Linked DNA regions of Mus musculus: region 2 is linked to region 1. A link is a contact called in ENCODE Hi-C or POLR2A ChIA-PET data. All regions are on one chromosome and are shown on one strand. The core of a region is the stretch at or near the end of the contact, and the rest is flanking DNA. Distances in the headings are between cores, read along the strand shown.

The links. A loop is a pair of places that touch in the nucleus more often than their neighbours do. ChIA-PET counts read pairs that join two places held with the same protein, here RNA polymerase II (POLR2A).
Region 2: POLR2A ChIA-PET joins it to region 1 with 10 read pairs in embryonic stem cell. The contact joins the promoter of Scrt1 here to the promoter of Lrrc24 in region 1. A Hi-C loop is called at or near these places in 1 of 37 maps with a recorded cell type or tissue (T-helper 2 cell). POLR2A ChIA-PET finds 5 or more read pairs at or near these places in 4 of 5 experiments (Patski and embryonic stem cell).

What each region holds. Positions count from the first base shown.
Region 1 is chr15:76,719,219-76,725,971 of GRCm38, reverse strand. It overlaps Lrrc24 (leucine rich repeat containing 24), which reads left to right and starts at 3,799. Exons shown (of 6, transcript NM_198119.2): 1 at 3,799-3,846; 2 at 6,048-6,176. C030006K11Rik (RIKEN cDNA C030006K11 gene) reads left to right here and starts at 2,127. Exons shown (of 3, transcript NM_145472.2): 1 at 2,127-2,317; 2 at 2,753-2,801; 3 at 2,989-4,507. The coding sequence starts at 2,156. The coding sequence ends at 3,434. Arhgap39 (Rho GTPase activating protein 39) reads left to right here. Exons shown (of 12, transcript NM_001168288.2): 10 at 1-49; 11 at 480-649; 12 at 796-1,987. The coding sequence ends at 990.
Region 2 is chr15:76,519,099-76,525,851 of GRCm38, reverse strand. Scrt1 (scratch family zinc finger 1) reads left to right here and starts at 3,723. Exons shown (of 2, transcript NM_130893.3): 1 at 3,723-4,261; 2 at 6,179-6,753. The coding sequence starts at 4,147. It overlaps Gm46533 (a long non-coding RNA gene), which reads right to left and starts at 2,311. Exons shown (of 2, transcript XR_001781743.2): 1 at 2,225-2,311; 2 at 1-272.

The sequences.
Region 1 (6,753 bases), core at 2,550-5,049:
GTGGATCAGTGGAAGGTGCCTACAGGCCTGGAGGATCCCCATGTCCCTGGTGAGCCCCACATATACTCAGTATTTTTGAAGAGTTGGCTTGCATGCATATCCCAGAAAGCAGATAACCATGCAGGCGGGACTCCTGTTCGGGATCACCCTATGGCCTTGTCCCCCTGTCCTGTGGCTGCATCTAACCATCCTTCACCCCTGGCGCCTATCTTCAGAAGAATTCTAAACATCCTCCCACACTGTTGTATAGCCATTGTGGACACATGCACACATACCTGTACTGTCAAGAATGATCCCAGGTCCTCCAGCAGCTAGTGTCTCTGAGATCTGGGCTCAGGCTGTACAGCTTTAGCTAGAGGGACCCTTTCCAGCCTGTTCCATATTCTCCCATACACCCTGTTTCTCTGGATGTGGCCTCTGGTGGATGCTTGGCTTAGGGGTTCCCAAGCCAAGACCACCTAAGTCACTCCCACCCTCAGCATCGCTGCTGAAGCTGTGGTATCGGGAGCTGGAAGAGCCCTTGATTCCTCATGAATTCTACGAACAATGCATTGCGCACTACGAGAGCCCGGAGGCTGCTGTGGCCGTGGTGCACGCGCTACCGCGCATCAACCGAATGGTGCTGTGCTACCTCATTCGCTTCCTCCAGGTATGCATGATCTGCATCCAGTGCCGCACCACGCCCACCTACCATCCTTCCCAGCCAACCTTCCACTTTGTTCAGCTCATCCCCTAATAGCTACGCCTACCCTCCACTCTGCTCTCCTCTCCCTTCACCCGGACCCCCTCACACAGGTGTTCGTGCAGCCAGCCAACGTAGCCATCACCAAAATGGACGTCAGCAACCTGGCTATGGTGATGGCACCCAACTGCCTGCGCTGCCAGTCGGATGATCCTCGCGTCATCTTCGAGAATACACGAAAGGAGATGTCCTTCCTTCGAGTGCTCATTCAGCATTTAGATACCAGCTTCATGGAGGGCGTGCTATAGCACGCGGGCTATGGACGCCTGCTAGGGTGACACCCGGGAAGGTGGGAGGGAAGGCCCCAGCGCGAGGCAGCATGCCAGGCCCCGCCAGACGCCGGCCCCGCCCTAGGCCCTCCCGGGGCCAAGCAGCCGCGCCATATCTCGCGGCCAGTTCCTGCAGGTACCGGCTCGCCCTGCCAGTCGCAAGCCAGCCCCGAGAAGTGCCTTCTGTTTCCCGGAGCCGAGCGACACTGCCCTCCTGGTCGGCTGAAGCACATACCGCGTTGCTCAGGGCAACAGGACCTTGTCCCCTCTTCAGGGCAATCCTCCACCAAGGCACTCTCGCCCTGATCCCTCCCACCCTAGTCTAGGGGCCTCTGGCTGGGGCCAGAAGGAGAGTTAGAGGCGTTCTGGAGAGCTGTGCTGGCCACTACTAGGACTTGGCTCCGTCGGCTCGATGCCTAATAGGTCTTTGTGCAAGGGGAGGCCCCAAACCAAAGCCCTCTGGGTTAGGGCCAGGGCTAGGCAGGCTTTCTTGGGGCGGGTGAGGGAGGGCGAGAGGTTTTTTGTTTTTTGACTACAGAATCTATCCGATACCCAGCCTACTTGTGTATAAAGATATAAATAGAACGACAGAACTAAGTTTGCTAAGGACATAGTTTTAACCAGATGCTATTTAGCTCTTGAACTGCCATTGCGGTCCTCGCGCTGAGCAAGTTAGCACCACCCTCCTTTGACCTCGCGGCCTCTGACCAAACTCCACACACGGGCGGCGCGTGGATGAGACCTGCCTGGACTCGTTTGCGTTTTCCATTCTGGAATCTGAGTTCCAACAGTTGTCAAACTTCATTTCTCCTGTTTATATATATATATTTTTAGAGTTTTTATTTATTAAAAACAAAAGTCCCGTCATGCGGAGGTCCTGGCCTCTCTCTCCAGGGCCTCTCGGCCGCAGGCGCTCCCTCGTACGTGTGGCTCGAGGGGACAGTGCTCCGTGTGAATAAAGTTCAAGTGCACACTCGCTGATTGTGTTTCTTTCAGGTTACTTCTGACAAGGGGGCGGGGGAGTCCACGTCTGGCAGCTACTTCCGGGGGCGGGATAGACAGCTCCGCCCCTCCGAGCACGTGTTGCCGGCGGAACCCAAAGCCCCAGGCACAACACTGTGTGATCCGCTTCCGGTGTGGAAGAATGTGGCCGCCTAGTGGGGCAGTGCGTAACTTGGCTCTAGTCTTGGCGAGGTCGCAGAGAGCTCGGACCTGCAGTGGGGTCGAGCGTGTCTCCTACACACAGGGTCAAAGCCCGGAGCCCAGAACCCGCGAGTATTTCTACTATGTGGATCACCAAGGCCAGGTGTGCCTGGCGTGTGACAGAGGGAGGAGACCTGAGGGGACTGCGGAATCCATCGGCACCGGGTGGGGAGTAGTTCTAGAGGCGAGACCTGGGATAGGTGCTACGCGTGGCTTTGAACCTTTCAAAGCCCAGGCTGGAAGAGTTAATTCCGGGGCCTTCCGCTTTCACCGCATCGTAATCCCGCGCACACTAGCCTGTCCTAGCAGCAGTCCCAGAGCCGAGTGCTTGCTCGCGATTGCTAGGGACAAGCGGCTGTCAAACCTGCTGTAGAAAAAGGGGTGAGGGCTGCAACCCTGGAAACCTGTCTGTAGATGTGGGGAGAGTCCGCAGGGCCCTTCCACATGCCCCCCTGAACACATTAGACAGAAAAGCAAGGACAGCGAACACCACCGGCTTTCTTGCCAGGACTTACTGTCCACTGTGTCCCTTCTGCAGCTTTTCCTAGATGACTCCAAAATGAAGAACTTTATCACCTGCTTCAAAGGTATTGCTTACTGCACTGCTCCCTCGTGTCTCTCTCTACCCTTCAGGGCCTCGGCTCCCCGACTCTGAGGGAAGGCACCATCCACGAGGGGGGGCCGCTGTCTCGTGCCAGTGCTGGTATTCCCAGGAAAAGGAGCGTGTCGGGGAAGCTGGGTCACCGAGCATGATCGTGCCTTTTGTTCCCACAGACCTGCAGTTCCTGGTCACTTTCTTCTCCCGTCTGAGACCCAACCACAGCGGGCGCTACGAGGCTTCCTTCCCCTTCCTCTCGCTTTGCGGCAGAGAGCGTAACTTCCTGCGCTGTGAAGACCGGCCAGTGGTCTTCACGCACCTCCTGGCTTCCGACAGCGAGTCACCTCGTCTCTCCTACTGTGGCGGTGGCGAGGCGCTGGCGATACCCTTCGAGCCGGCTCGCTTGCTACCCCTGGCGGCCAATGGGCGCCTGTACCACCCGGCCCCGGAGCGCGCAGGCGGTGTGGGTCTAGTGCGCTCGGCCCTGGCCTTCGAGCTCAGCGCTTGCTTCGAGTATGGGCCTAGCTCCCCTACGGTCCCCTCTCACGTACACTGGCAAGGTCGCCGCATCGCCCTAACTATGGATCTGGCCCCGCTGCTGCCCGCTGCCCCGCCGCCCTGAGACTCCAGCTGGGGCTGTGTGGGGAGGGTTAGAGCAAACTCTGGGTTTTGTAGTACTCGCAGGTTACCCCTCTGCTCCAACACTCTAGATTAACTTAGATGTCCGCTGTCACCTGCACGCTGGTGACTGAGAGCGCGTGCGCGCAGAGGTGAGCCCAGGGTGGTTGGCGCTGTCCAAGGTTCTGGTGCTGCCCTGCTATCCTCTGTCCCTACAGAGGTCCTCTCTCGGCCACCTCTAACCCTTACACCGGCTTTGCGTCCCACGGATTGGCCTGCGCTGGTCACGTCAGGCAGGGCGGCAGGCGCAAGGCGCGCGTGGGCCGGTGCGCGTGCGCGCCCACCCCAACCCCCCCCTCCGCTTCTCCAGTCTTGCAGCCGCAAGCACCGCGGGGAGTCGCTCGCCACTGGAGCAGGTGAGGGGGTGGGGGGAGATCCTGGCCCAAGGTCACCGGGCTTGGGGGCGGGATCGGGACCCTCTAGGTTCTGACTGCCTCACCGAGAAAAGGTCATAGGATCTGGCAGTGGGAAGGGGATGGAAACCACACCCTCAATGAGCAGGCTCGGACCCACTGGAACGGGAGGGGGCGGTTAGGGGAGGTAGTGCTGCTTAAAAGCGCCGGATCGCAGGGGCTGCCAGAGACCTCCGCTGGGCCCGACAGAGGACACAGGACTCCTCCCCACCCTCTTCCCGCCTAGATAGGCATCCAAGAGACCGACACCCCACTCCTGCTCAGGATTAGAGGTTCATGTCCTGATAAAAGGATCTCTGCTGGGCTCATCTAATAAGGGGCCCTTATTCCTGACATGGCTGTCTTGCTCTGGTGCACATCTGGGCCTCTGCATAAGCAGCAGCTCTGATCCCTAATGCACAGATCAAGGCTTTGCTACTGAAGGCTGAACAGCTGTGCAAGGCCTGGAGCCAGGGACCAACCAGTCATTCGTGTTCCAGGAAATAAAACCCAGAAACCTAGCAAGCGTCCCCACTTCTTGGGGCTCCACATGTCCTGAGATCTAGGAACTGCCTTTGCCTGCGCCAAAGCTATTCCATTAAAACTTTACTGCTGTGCTGCCTCATCTCTATTGACTTTAAATGATCATGTGACTTACAATTGGTGCAAAATTGAGACAAACACCAAGGCCACTTAGTACAATTCAACTTGACTCAGAGCAAAGAAGACCTGGTGAATCGGCGAGTATTAAAACACTAGACCATGCCAAATGAGGCTGGAGACTAGAGAACAGTGCACCCTTGGTCCTATCTTCCTTAAGGCTTCTCAGCTTCGGGCATCACCATTAAAACTGAGCTCATCGTGGCTAGAACTAGACCCCAGTCCTCCTGTCTCTAGGTACCCAGGGACATGCAGTAACCTGTAGAGTGCATTTCTTGACAGTTTCAGAGGTCACTGCTCCCACATTCTTAGAAAGCTAGGTACCCAGTTGCGGTGATAGGAGTGGAACTCAGTGTATTGTGTGCTTAAAGCCTGTGACTGGTGTGCGGGAGAGACTGAGGCCAATCCCCAGAGGGAGGAAAGAAGAAAGTTAGAAACCAGCGGATGACCTGAGGTTTTTCCCCACATCCCAGCCAGATGTGACACATACCTTCCTCTACTCCAAAGACACAGCCCCCGCTTCGAACCAGCTGTGGGGCCAAGGCATGATTTTCCTGTTGTTTGTCTTATCCCTCTGTTCTCTAAAATCACCCGGGAAAGCCAGGTGTGGTGGTGCAACCCTGTGATCTCGCCACTTGGAAGCATGATTAGAGGATCTCCAGTCCAAGTATAGCAAGACCCTGGCTCAAAACAATTAGAAGTAACAGTCAGGTATGGAGGCCCAGGTCTTTAATCTGTACTAAAGAGGCAGGGGCAGGTGGATCTCTGAGTTCAAGGCCAGCCTGTTTTACTAGAGTTTCAGGACAGTCATGGACACAGAGAAAGAGAACCTGTCTTAGTGGGGGTAGGGCTGGGTGTGAATTCCCAGCACCCAAGTGATGGCTCACCACAACCATCCTAACTTCAGTTCCAGGGGATCTAATGCCTTCTTTTGACTCTTGGGGGTCCCAGGTAGGCATGAGATGCACACACATATATGAAAAGCAGAATATTCATTCGTGGATTTTAAAAATAAAAGGAAAGAAAAAGCTAGAAATAAGCTAGGCATAGTGACATAGGCCTTTAATCTCAGCACTTGGAGGCAGACAGACATCTCTGGGTTTGAAGCCATCCACATAAGGAGTTCCAGGCCAACCGGAGATACACAGTAGACCTTGTCTAAAAGAAAATAAAACATAGGAGTTAGCCCTGAGGAAAAGCCTAACTCTTGGTGAGCTTCCTACCAACCACTATCCCTACAACAGGAGGATCATAGACCACACCAAGCTATGCCATGACCACCACATCCCCCTCAGATCATGACAAATGAACCATACGGTGGGATTATATGGATCAAGTTCATGTGGGGTCCCTTGCTCTTGTGTTGAGGCACAAAGAAGTTTCTGCCCAGTGCTGAACTTTATGCTGATGCCAGTGCCCACAGAATGAGACCAAGGGGGTGTGTCTGCCCGGGGCACTCTCTTTTGGTCCATACCTGGATAATTGCCCTGGACTTTGCTACCCAGGCAGTTACATCTGTTACATCTGGGAACCAAGGAGAGCCCAATGGAGGCTGCCGTGCCAGTGATGGGACTGTCGTGCCAGTGACGAGCAGGAGGCTCTCAGTATAGGCACAGGAAGAGGCCTAGGGCAAGGTAAGGACCATCAAGGAAAGATGGCTTTTGCTTTTGTTTTTATTGGGGTGGGGGGAGGAGTTTTGTTGTTGTTGCTCCCTTTAAAAAAAAAGTGTGTGTGTGTGTGTGTGTGTGTAAACGCACATCTGTTGGGAGTGGGGAATGCTCATACAGGTCAGAGGCCAACTTTGTGGAGTTGCTTCTTCTACCTTTATGTGGGTTGGGTAGATGCAGCTCAGGTCACCAGGCTGGCCAGGCAAGTGTCTTTACTTGTATAGCTATTTTGGAGCCTTTGTATAGGTTTTACCAAGAGTAAAAGACAGGTAGGGAGCCCTTTTTTCCCTTTCCTTTTTTCTTTCTTTGTTTCTTTGTTTCTTCCTTCCTTCCTTCCTTCCTTCCTTCCTTTCTTTCTTTCCTCTCTCTCTCTCTCTCTCTCTCTCTCTCTCTCTCTCTCTCTCTCAAAGACAAATATCAGTATATATATAGCCTTGACCAACCTGGAACTCACCAAGTAGACCAGTCTGGAGTGCTGGTTTGTTTTGGTTGGTTTGGTTTGGTTTGGTTTTTCGGGTTTTTGGTTTTTGTTTGGTTTTTCAAG
Region 2 (6,753 bases), core at 2,474-4,973, 200 kb after region 1:
GCCTGGTTCCCGATGCAGCCAAGTTCAGAGGTGGGACATTTAGAAACTGATTGGTTACCAGGCCTCACTAATCCATCAGTGAAACCAGATTATAGCATTTTCCAGACAGTGGCAGAAACTGGTAGGTAGGCCTAGCCGGAGGAAAGCGAATACTGAGGTTGTGATCTGGAAATAAATACCTTGTCCAGCACTCTCCTGCATCCCTCTCTGCTTCCTGGTTGCTGTTAGTGAGTAACTGTGTTCTGCTAGGTTTTTCTATCATGATGCTCTTCCTGAGAAGGGCCCAGAAACAAAAGAGGAAACGGGTGTTGGGACCTCGAAAACCGTGACCTAAAAATAAACATTTCTTCTCCTTGCCACCCGTTACAGTGGTGCAGTAGCTAACATGGCTTCCAATGGTTCCGCCTCAGTGAGGAGCAAGTCTGTTTGCCCTTTAGGCCTTTGGAAGTAGACCTTCCCTGGACCTTCAACTCGTCTCCAGTCAGGACACATAGCTTCCCTTTGTGCTACCCCCTAACTCGGCAGCCTCCAAAAAGGCTCACGACAGATGCCCCTTACGGAATTAGCAGAGCCCCGTTTCACTCTCTCCCAGGATTCCTACCTCAGACCTGTCATGAGCTGCATAGCCCGGCTGCCACTACCACTGTGGCTGAATTAAGTACTCTCAAGGATTCACCTCCATTTCCCTACCACATCCTTGACCCCTTCTCGATAATGACCTCATCCACCCCAGTCACCACAGAAGCTGTCCCCACCAGCAATTGCAAGCCAATTTTACATTCTTTGCCAATCACCTCTCAGCCCAGCAGAAGTTGGTGGAGCCTCCAGTAAGGCTGTCCGCTGTTTCCCTAGGTGTATGGAGAAGTGACAGACCACAGGGCCTGAACACATCAGTGGCAACACCAACCCCTAAACCTTTCTGTAAGATGGGACCTAGGCAGCGTGGAAACAACAAAAGCAGACTAAGACATTCATAGAGCAATCCTGTATAGACTACACATTCATAGGAAAGGGATAAGGGCAGAGCAAATTGGGCCAGAATAGCAGGAGATGTGGGAGTTGCTAGAAAGGCAGCCTAATAGGGCCTGTAGTTATCCACTCGCTGGGGGCTGACTTTGATTCTCAGAAGAGTCGTTGAGACTCTCAGAGACTCAATGGGGCCTTGGGTAAAGGTGCCTACAACTTGTCAAAATGAGTGTTCAACAGTTTCTCAATCTCTCTGGCTTGGCCAAGGGTCTGGGAAACCTTTAGATGTGAAAGGGGACGTGGGGACAGGGAGTCAGGTTCACAAGGAGCCCATGTGGAAAGCCCGAGTAATTGCACAGGCCCCATGTGCATCATGTACCTGGGCTGGTGGGGACTGATGGCCATGGCCTGGACCCAGCTGCCCCTCCTAGCTGTGTGCCCCTCTACCCTCCGTGGGGGGAGGAGTCCTGAGAGATCCATCACAGCCAGAGCAAGGCCCGTTTGAATGGTTCATTTGATACTGCCTGGCCCTGAGACCCAAGCTCATATGTGTCCGCACATGGTCTCTTCCATCAAGGAGGGTTAGGGGCCAAAGGAGATGGGAGATGGACAAAAAGGAGGAAGGGATGTATACACAACATAAGGACAGAGATTGTAAGAAGAGGTGGAGAAAAGAGGGCCGAGGACAGAGCAGCAGAGGAATGGGACTCAGAACAGACCCAGGAAAGACTGGCTGGGCAAAGGACCACTACTAAGAAAGAAGGGACCCGAGGGGCAAAGTATGGGACAGAGCTAGACAGAATGACTGGGCCTGTGAGGGGACCTAGAAGTGGGAGTATAGGGTTAGAAGAGGGGACAATGTCCAGGAGAAGGGAGCAAACGGAGAGGGGGTGGGAATCGAGCCTGCCTGAGCCCTGAGGGTCCGTCTGGTAATTAGACCTTGTTCCAGATGAACCCCCCACCTCAGTCCAGCAATCAAAATGCTAATTGGCCTGACGCCTCCGGCTGCGCCTCAGCCGTTCCCCTCTGGGAAGGAGCCCGGACTAGCGGTGTGGCTGGTAGGGAACCCTCGCCCCCCACCCCCTACGGCGAGCTTCGCCGGCTGCTGTTCAGCGATAAGGGGGAGGCCGCACCCGTCCTGCCCCTCGGGAGCGCCTGCCACGCAAGATGAATGTCCCGCCGCCGAGGAGCGAAGTCGCTAACATAAAGCAGGAGAGTGGTCTCCACGCTCAGTGTAGGGCAGGTAGCTTACACCCACCGTGGCCGAACGCGAGGCAGTGGATGCCGGTAGCAGCCCAGCATGCAGCAGGAGGAAAGGAGCTGAGCTCAGCACCGCTGTGGCGCCCTGGCACTTGCGCCCGCCGGGCCAGTCCGTATAAGGTCACCACGCTGCAGTCTCTGCTTGCCGCTCCGCGACCATCGTCGATAGCCGGAGCAGGCTGCGTGGGGAAAGCTCAGCTCAGAGACCCCAACGCGAGGAGGGGGCGAAGAAGGGACAATGGCGGCGCCCAGCCCTAATTGGGGACATATGCACCCGCGCGCTGCCATTGTGAGGCCCCCAACCCCCAGTGCCCCGCCATTGGCCGTTGGGCCTGACGTCATGGGGGCTGCAAACTCCGGGCGGGCGGCCACGGGAAGGGTTATCCGCCTGGTTGCGGGCTTCCTGAAGAAGCTGCAGACGCGCGGAAGGGCGGAAACCACCAGTGAAGCGGAATTTCTGGAACAGGGGCATGGCAGCCCCTCTTGCCATGCACACTCATCTTGCACCGACGCCACTGTGCTGGACATCCGTCCCGCGGGAGTGGCAGGGACAGAAAGGTCCCTCCAGCGGGCACAGGGTCAGCCGAGGTGACAGAGTGGCAAGAGGCACTGCGGCACAGGGCACACACAGGCTTCCACACTGCGTTTTCGCTGCCTCAGCATTCACTCCTTTGGTCTCCCGCCTCTCCCCGCCTCCGTACATCCCGCACCTAGCCTCCAGACCTTAAAGGAGGCAGCGTGGACTCGACTGAGGTCCGCTTGCGTTCTCCCCAAAAGAACGAGAGCCTGGGGTGGGAGAGTGCCAGGCCCATTCCCATCTCTCTCCACACGCCCGATTATGCCACCAAGTATCAGGTCACCATTCCCCGAGCCGCACGGGGGAACTCCACACAAGTCCAGGCGAGGCATCCCCAGGACCCCTCCCAGGAGACCCTGGCCCGACCCAGCCCGGCGCAGCCATTTCCGCCGGCCTTTTCCCCTCCCCGCCCACCCCCTCCCCCAGCGCTTGGCTTTAAAAGCCAGAGGCTGCGCTCGGCGGTAGGCAGAAGAGGCTTGCGGGCTCAGAAGGCCTGCCCCAGAGCTGTCCGAGAGCGGAGCCCCGCCCCCGGACCCCCGTCCCTCCCTCTCTCCTTCCCTCTCTCGGCCCGCCCTCCCTGAGCACCCCTCCCCCTGAGGACCCCCGCCCGCCGCTGCCGCCGCCGCCCGCTCTGACTGCAGAACAATAAAGCCAGCCTCCTAGAGACCCCCGCCGAGGACCCCCGCCCCGCGACCAGGCCCAGGTGGCCCGCCCCTCTCCGGCAACGCCAGCTGAGCGCGCCCGGGCGCTGGCCGCGGTGCTGCCCTAGCCAGCGCTGGCCGCGGTGCTGAAGCTGCTGGTGCTCCTGCCGCTGCTACTGTCGTGTTCTCTTGGCCCGGCGCTGCCGCCCCCGGGGGCATGGGGCGCCGCTGACTGAGGCTCCGCCGCCGCGGCGGGGGGGGGAGGGGAAGGGGGCCGTGGGGCCGGGCCAGCCCTGCACCCATTCGCAGCCTCCGGGCCCGGGACGGAGCCGCTCCCCCCCTCTCCGCCCCCCCAGCCTCCTCCCCCGCCTGTCCAGGGGCGGCACTGCGGGCTGGGAAGCCGGGACCAGAGGAGGGAAGGAAGGAAGGAAGGAAAGAAGAGAAAAGAAGAGAAGAGGAGGAAGGAAGGAAAGAAGGAAGGAAGGAAGGAGAGAGAAAGAGAGGAGGGATCCGGAGAGGAAGAAGAAAAGACGCAGGGCAGAAAGAAGAGAGAGGACCACACTCGCCCAGCAGCATCCACAGGCCAGACAGGGGACAGTGCTGCTTCCACCGCTCCTCGGATGGTGACGGGGCCTCGCCGCGGACGCAGTCCCCCTGAGCCCCGGCTCTGCAGGCCCTCACTGCCGGAGCCCTGCAGGAATCATGCCCAGGTCCTTCCTGGTTAAGAAGGTCAAACTTGACACATTCTCTTCGGCAGACCTCGACAGCTCCTACGGGCGCGCCCGCAGCGATCTCGGAGTGCGACTGCAAGATAAAGGTGCGCTCTGGACTGCAGCTGGGGCAGGGCCCAGGGCTTTGCAGGAAGGGGTGGGTGGCCAAAGTGTGGGGGTGGAGTGGCAAGGTAGGAGGGGATGTAGATCCAACGGAAACAGCCTGAGGCTGGAACAGAGAAGGAAGGCTGAGGAAAGGGGAGCAGAGAGTAAGGCCAGACAGCTTCCAAGATAGGTAGGACAGAGTATGGGTAGAGGAGAGGTAGGAAAGAGGGCTCAGGAACAGGAAACACTAAAGGCACACACTGACCCACACACAGACTTCTGTTGAGACATACACAGCTGCACAGACACCTGCTGACACAACAGGACCCAGTTAAATGGGCACATGCAAACCCATACCCCGGAATCTGGATCTGTTTCACTTTTTTTGGCTGCACCTTCAAAGCCCCTTGCTAGGGCCAGCTAGGGAATGCTGGGAACTCTAGGGAATAGGCTTGGGGTCTGTCAGGGCCACCCACCTGTCAGGGCCTAGGTACCAGAAGATGCAACAGCAGTATCTTCCCTGGACTCAGGATTAGGGAGGAAGAGGTGAGCAAGGGAAGCCAAGGCACTGGAGTGAGGGGAGGCTCTTTGTGTAAGGATGCCCAAGTTCAAGGACAACTGTTAGCATGCAGGCAAGGGGGACAGGAGTGCCAGCAGTGTGGGGTGGCAGAGCAAGTATGACCTGCAAGAGCATAAGCCTGTGTGGGCCCATGTGACTGCGTGTGGCCATGTGACTTTGTGCGCTTGTGTGTGACCCTGTGTGTGTGCCTGTCTGTGTGCCACTACATGAGACCACGTGACTCTGAGGCCGCTGTGCACCATGTGACTGAGCGTGTGTCTGGATGATTGCATATGTGACCCTGCCAGTGTAGGAGTTGGGTTTCAGTACTAGGGTCAGGGTACAGCATACCCTGCGAGATGCCACCAGGCCCAATGGTTGCTGAGAGCCCAAGTGTAACCCTGAACGAGGCAGAGTCTGCCTCCTGAAGGGTATGCATTCATGACTGAGATTATGAGATCCATTTTGTACCTTGGGAACAACTGCAGCTACTGGCATGAACGATGTCCACCTGCAGCTTGTTTCTGTTAAGGTGTCCCCTAGTGGGTGCCCTGGCAGTCTTCCTAGTCCCCTGTTGGTGACTTGAGAAGGCCCCCAGTAGGGTTGGGACATGGGGAGAAAACAAGAACGTGGAACAAAGTAGGACCCAGGATAATGGAAAGTAGTGGGTAGAGAGGTATGTGAGTTCGAGCCGCAAGTCCAGTGAGTGGTTAGAGAGATGGAAGATGGAGTCCAGGTGATGGCCAGAGATGCTGACTAGGTAGGAGTTGCTAGGGTTTTGTTGGCACATCTAAAGAACAAGAGGGGCAGCACCAAGTCTGGAAGCAGATTCTGGGGCCTAAAGAAGGCCTCGGGGATCCCAAAGAGGCAGGACCGTCGGGGTCTCTGGGCTGGAGGCCCTGGCTTTGTGCGCGGCGGGTCTGCAGTATGTTGCATAATCAGGGAAAACTGCTGAAGTGGGGAGAACCCGAGGGGGAGGGGAAGGGGGAGGAGGAAGAGAGGAGCGCCGCCCCTCCCCCCTGACCTTGAGGCTCGCTGAAGGGGGGCAGCCGCGCCCGAAGATGCATCTCTCTCCTCCCTGCGCGGGGGCGGGGCGCTTGGGCGGCGGGGGAGGAGCCCTGCCTGGCTCTGTCTCATCCTCTGCTGTCTCTCTTCTCTCCTCTCTTCCCCTCCCCACGGTCTCCATCCTCTGCCCTGTGGTCCCCTGCTCCTTCTCCTTTGTCCTAATCCCTGTTTGCCTTCCTTTCGGACCCCGACGTCTCCCGCTGTGTCTCCTCGATCTCCCGCCGCCCGCTTTGCGTGTGTCTTGCCCGCTGCTCCGTTCCCTTCCCGCTGTCTGTCTGTCCGCCTCCGCCCTCAGGATACCTCAGTGACTACGTGGGGCCTGCGTCGGTCTACGATGGCGACGCTGAGGCGGCGTTGCTCAAAGGGCCATCCCCGGAGCCTATGTATGCTGCGGCTGTGCGGGGAGAGCTGGGTCCCGCGGCCTCTGGCTCAGCACCGCCGCCCACCCCTCGCCCAGAGCTGGCTACTGCTGCTGGCGGCTACATCAACGGCGACGCGGCGGTCAGCGAAGGCTACGCGGCCGACGCCTTCTTCATCACTGACGGGCGCTCACGCCGTAAGGCTGCTAATGCCAACGCTGCCGCGGCCCCCTCGACAGCCTCGGTGGCAGCCCCCGACAGCGACGCTGGAGGTGGGGGCGGGCCGGGCACGCGAGGCTCTGGATCAGGGTCCGCTAGTCGGGGCGGCACGCGCGTGGGGGCGGGCACCGAGGCGCGTGCGGGGTCGGGAGCCACGGGCGCTGGTGGCCGGCACGCGTGCGGAGAGTGTGGCAAAACTTACGCCACGTCGTCGAACCTGAGCCGCCACAAGCAAACGCACCGCAGCTTGGACAGCCAGCTGGCAAGGCGTTGCCCAACGTGTGGCAAGGTG